Linked DNA regions of Homo sapiens: region 2 is linked to region 1. A link is a contact called in ENCODE Hi-C data. All regions are on one chromosome and are shown on one strand. The core of a region is the stretch at or near the end of the contact, and the rest is flanking DNA. Distances in the headings are between cores, read along the strand shown.

What was found. Hi-C counts contacts between places; a loop is a spot of excess contacts on that map. Pooled maps may share reads with other maps.
Region 2: a loop to region 1 is called in a map of CD4-positive, alpha-beta memory T cell, with 14 times the contacts of the local background. The contact joins the promoter of DEFB116 here to the enhancer-like site in region 1. A Hi-C loop is called at or near these places in 7 of 168 maps with a recorded cell type or tissue (A673, CD4-positive, alpha-beta memory T cell, Caco-2 and 4 more), 13 of 37 single-sample maps with no recorded cell type and 16 of 50 pooled maps.

The regions. Positions count from the first base shown.
Region 1 is chr20:29,443,690-29,446,485 of GRCh38, reverse strand. No RefSeq gene overlaps it. Among named protein-coding and RNA genes, the nearest start is that of FAM242B, 100 kb to the left of the region's middle. Within about 2 kb of position 1,350, at least 4 of the 41 ENCODE cell types and tissues checked have a DNase peak (open chromatin) inside an H3K27ac peak, as active enhancers do.
Region 2 is chr20:31,307,144-31,309,939 of GRCh38, reverse strand. It overlaps DEFB116 (defensin beta 116), which reads left to right and starts at 1,355. Exons shown (of 2, transcript NM_001037731.1): 1 at 1,355-1,421. The coding sequence starts at 1,355.

The DNA.
Region 1 (2,796 bases), core at 101-2,600:
TATTATTCAGCTATGTAAAATAAGGAAATTCTGACACATGGTATGTCATGCATGAACCTTAAGGACATTGAGCAAAGTGACACGAGCCAGTCATAAAAGAACAAATACTGAATCATTCCAATTATGAGATACTTAGAGTAAAGAAATTCTAGAAACCCAAGTAGAAGAGTGGTTCCTAGAAGCCTGAGGGGAGTAACAAGGAGCTTATTTAATGGGTATAGAGTTTTGTTTCTGCAAGTTGAAAGAAGGTCCGTATGAATGGGAATGATAGTTGCAAAACAATGTGAATGTAGTTAATTTTTCTGAGCTGCAAACTTACAATAGCTAAAATGGTTAATTTGATGTACACTTTACCACAAAGTAAAAAAAAAAAAAAATTAAATAAACAAACTATAGCTATCTGCAATATCATGAATTAATACCATAACTATAATGTTGCATAGAAGAAAGTCGATGTAAAAGTATACATATTATACAATTTCACTCATATAATATCCAAAAAGTGAACGCAACTGAGGTTCTGGCTTCCAGTAATAATTAAGTAAAGTAATTTGTTGAATACTTCACAGATAACTATAACAAAGCTCTTTGGTCACAGGGCTGCAACACTGCAATCTCAGCATGCACCAGGCTCAGGGAGAGTGCGCTAATATCTGGAGGAAGGGACGAGGCTCCGCACTTCTTGCTGGTCTTGCTGGGAGATGCAGTCTCATAAACGCTCCCAGTCCTTTGGTCACAGGGCTGCAGCACTACAATCCTAGCATGCACCGGACTCAGGGAAAGTGCGCGTCCCTGGAGGAAGAGGCAAGGCCATGCGCCCCTCGGTGGGCTTGCTGGGAGATGTAGTCTCATAAACACTCCCAGCCCTTTCATCACCGGGCTGCAAGACTACAGTCCCAGCATGCACACAGCTCGGGGACAGTGCCCATTACTGGTGGAAGAGACTGGACTGTGGGTGCCTCCTTCTACTTGCTGGGAGATGTAGTTTCATAAAGACTCCCAGACTTTCCGGTCCCGTGGCTACAGGACTACCATCCCAGTATTCACCGGGGTCAGGGACAGTGCGCGTCACTGGAAAAAGAGGCGGGGCTGTGTGCGTCTCCCTAGGTTTGCTGGGAGATATATGCTCATAAACTCTTCCAGCCCTTTCCTCAAAGAGCTGCAGGACTACAATCTTAGCATGCACTAGTCTCAGGGACAATGCGTGTCACTGGAGGAAGAGACCGGGCTGTGTGCGCCTCCCTAGGATTGCTGGAAGATGTATTCTCATAAACACTCCCAACCCTTTGGTCAAAGGGCTACAGGACTACAATCCCAGCATGCGCCAGGCTCCAGGGCGAGGCGCAGAACTGGAAGAAGGGGCAGAGTGGTACGCGCCCCACCTAATATGCTGGGAGCTGTAGTCCGTTAACTGCTCTCAGCCTGTTTGTCGGTAGGCTTCAGAACTATACTCCCAGCATGTACCAGGATCCGGGGTGCATAGCCCTGGAGGGAGGGTTAGAGCGGTGTGGACTTCCCAGAGTCCAAAGCACTCCTGAGTTCTTATGCTATGCCAACTCTTTGCAAGGAGAGTGAGTACACAGGTGCACCTGGAGGGCAGGTCTGGGCTGGGCATTGAGGAGGGTATTACCCTACGAAGACACCTTCCCTTTTCCCAAATGGCCGGTTTGTCCTCACCCGATTGAGCCTATCCTTCTCAGGTTCCTCTTTCAATTGCACCCAGGGTTCTTTCCAGAGCATTACGTCTTCTGCAGCCCTAGGCGCTGCCTTCTTTCCTAAACTGCTGTGGAAACTTTCCTGATGTCTGAGACACAGTCGATTGTGCCGCAACCCTCATTTTTCTCTAGCCAGAGCATGCACTTAACCGTTTTTGAGAGAAATCTTTCACCTGGCCTGCTTGTGAGCAGCTTCAGAGCTCTGCAGGGGGTGACAAGGGCTGTGGCTTCCTGGAAATGTCACTCTCAAAGTCGCCTTTTTCACAACTGTGAAAGTCTAGTCATCAGAAGGTTAATTATTGGGTCGCACAAAATCTGCTAAGACTCCGAGGCGTGAGTCTTGTGAGCCATTTTCATCAACCCATTTAAGTGGACATGCTCCAAAATGCAACCTGAAGTTGCTGACTATTTAGGCATTTTACACTTGAAATTAATGGTCTCATCTCAAGTCAGGCCTGGCTTGCCAGTGACTCGGAGCCACATATGGGACCTGATACCTCAGGAACAGATAGTGTTCCAGCTTTATGGGAGCAACTTTTAAGATGTGGAGCACTTGGGGTCATTTGAAACCCGCTATCATCAGTAGGGACTTTTACTTATAAAAAGCATTTGCATTTTGATTTTATCTGTCTTCAACCTGACCCTTTGTTTATTTTAACAGTAAAAAACACATTCCTGGGTGGAGATTTAAGATGCTACTGAGACATGCAATGTATGCACAAATGTGTACAGCTACTGCACTGTGCACCCAGAAGACCAGTCAGAACATGCTTTCTGCAACACTTCTTTCCACCTTCTTATGAATAATCATGCAAAACTCCCATAAAGAGGGTTTCTCCAGCAATAATTAGCTCTGTCTCACTTTTATGAGCAGGCTGCCCTGGAATCTCTTTCTCAGACCGTACCGTCTATTCTGCACTTAATTTTCAAAATATTCTCTTTTTTTGCAATAAATTATGCTGTACTTCTTTTGCTGTGTGTCTCTTAAACTAAGAAGATAAGAAACAAGGTATTACATCAGCCATCAACATTTCTGGTACCATGACCTGGGGAGAGTTTTGTCTGCTTCATTAATTTCAGT
Region 2 (2,796 bases), core at 106-2,605, 1.9 Mb before region 1:
ACAAAGCAAAAACTGACAGTAGATACACAAAGGATAAGAAGAAAGGAATCAAAGCATTCTAATATAGAAAATAATCTAATCACAAAGGAAGATAGCAAAAGAGGAAGAAAGGAACAAAGGATGTATAAAATAACCAGAAAAGAATGAACAAAATGGCAAAAGTAAATCCTTACCTATCAATACTTACTTTGAATGTAAATGGATTCAGTTTGCCAATTGAAGGAGTGGCTGAATTGATTTTTTTAAATGACTCAACTGTATTTTGCTTACAAGAGACTCATTTCAGTTTTAAGGAAACACATAGGCTGAAAGTTAAGTGATGGAAAAAGATGTTCCATGGAAAAAGAAACCAGAAAAGAGCAGGAACAGCTTTTCTTACAACAGAAAAAATAGACTTTAGGTAAAAAACCACAAAGTGAGACAAAGAAGGTCATTATATAATAATAAAGGGATCAATTAATTGAGAGATCAGCATGTCCATCACCTCAAATATTTATTATTTATTTGTGATGAGGTCATTTAAAAATCTTTCTTTTAGCTCTTTACATTATTATTAACTATAGATACTGGAGTACTATTCAGCCTTTAAAAAACAGAAAATTCTGTTATTTGCAATCATATGAATGAACCTAGAAGACACTATGTGAAGTGAAATAAAGCAGGCACAGAGAGACACATACCATATGATCTCACTTAGATGTGGAATCTAAAAAAATTGAACTCATAGACGTAGAGATTAGCATGGTTGTTACCAGAGCCTCGAGGGAGGGTGGATGGGGAAAGGGGAGACATTGGTCAATGGGTACAAACTTTCGGTTAGATAGGAGGAATAAGTTCTGGTGTTCTGTGGGCACAGCATGGTGACTACAGTTAAAAATAATTATTTATTTCTTTTTTTACAATTATACTTTAAGTGCTGGGGTACATGTGCAGAACGTGCAGGTTTGTTACATAGGTATACACGTGCCTCACATAGGTATACACGTGCTTATTTCTTATCTAATTGTTTATAAGTTTTTTCAAGTTTGCTTGCTTGCTTGGTTGATTCATTCATTCAAATTCGTTTCACACAAAATGCCAACTGGCTCTAATTTGTCTTTATTTCTTAATGGGAAGAAAGGCCCACACAGACATGAGCACTGCTGGCAAGTCTCCCACGCTTACACAGAGTATCCAGCTCAGATAAGTGATACATGTTGTCCTTCTTCCTGCCTGACATCAGGTATCTCCCATCCCTTTTAGTTCACTGCACAGAACCCTGACGCATTTCCAAAACTAATAAAGGCGGGCTACTGCTCTGCTACAGTGATCTCTGTTTGGTCACCTGCAACACAGCCCTTCATTCTGGTGGAACATGTCAGTCATGAAGCCCTGTTTAATGACCATTGCCATCCTTATGATCCTGGCTCAAAAGACTCCAGGTAACTCAGGCCTCTCTCAAAGGTTCTGGCGTCTTGCATGTGGTACTGGTATCTTGGTGACCTCTGCAGTGACTCCTACTCACATATAGTGGGCAACACCTAAAGCCTTTTCTGGTCTCAGGTGGGTCACAGATGTTATTCCCAAGGTTAATTTCATGTAAAGATCTCCCCTGGTTCTGCTCTGCCAAGACAAATTGAAGAGGTTGTTGATCCTGGCATAGTGGACAGTCTAAGCATGGAACATTTTAGGTAGTGCTGTCATTGGGATGGGGGCTTAATTCATGAGTTAGGTGTGAGAGACTGTGTGCAAGTTGAGGAGCTATAGGAGGGGTATAGCAGTTTGGAGTTGGGTAGGGAGTTGAGGTGGGGAGGTTGTAAGACCTTAGAGATAGGGTAATATCCAAAAAGTGAGTGGGGATGAGCATGGGGTGAATAATTGTATTTATAGGTTGGGCTGAATAGATGTTTTGGTGCATTCTAGAGAGGAAATGGTATTTTTTCTTGAATGGAGCTGGGGTAGAGTTGGTGCAACTGGGAGTTGGGGTATAGAGAGGTTTGTAGCTGGGTTGTGTTTTAGATTGATGCTGTGAATGGGGTTGGGTGGCTTGGATAGTGTTATGTTTGTATGTTTTGCAGTTGGGCTTTTGGTGGTTATTAGAAGAGGTAGGGCTTGAGTTGTAGTTAGTGTTTGCCTAAAGTGGGTATCTTATTCAGTCATGGGTATGTGAGGTTTATCTGGGCAGGGATTGACTTAGCCTGGGTTTGGGGGTGATTAAGCTTGAGTAAGACAGTTGAATTCATCACAGCAGGGTTGTGGCTATTGAAATAAGGAGAATATTGACTCCTTCTCAGATATATGATTTGCAAATATTTTCTCCCATTCCATAGGTTGTTTCTTCATTTTGTAGACTGTTTCCTTTGCTGTGCAGAAACTTTCTAGATTGCTGCAATCCCCTTGTTTATTTTTGCTTTTGTTGCCTGTGCTTTGGTGTCATATCCAGAAAATCCTTCCCAAGGCCAACGTCAAGAAGCTTTTTCTCTATGTTTTCTCCTAGGAGTTTTATAGTTTCAGGTCTTAGATTTAAGTCTTTAATCCATTTTGAATTTGTTTTTGTGTATGGTGTAAGATAAATATCCAATTTTATTATTTTGCATCTAGATACCTAGTTTTCCCAATACATTTATTGAAGAGACTATACTGTCATGAATATGTCCTAGAAATCTACTGTACAACACAGTTCCTATAGTTAACGGTACTGTGTTGGATATTTCAAAAATTACCAAGGGAGTGGATTTTATGTTAAGTGTTCTTAAAATAAGATTTGATGTACCAAAAATAATAAATAAGATGGTGGGAGAAAACTTTTAGGCGTGG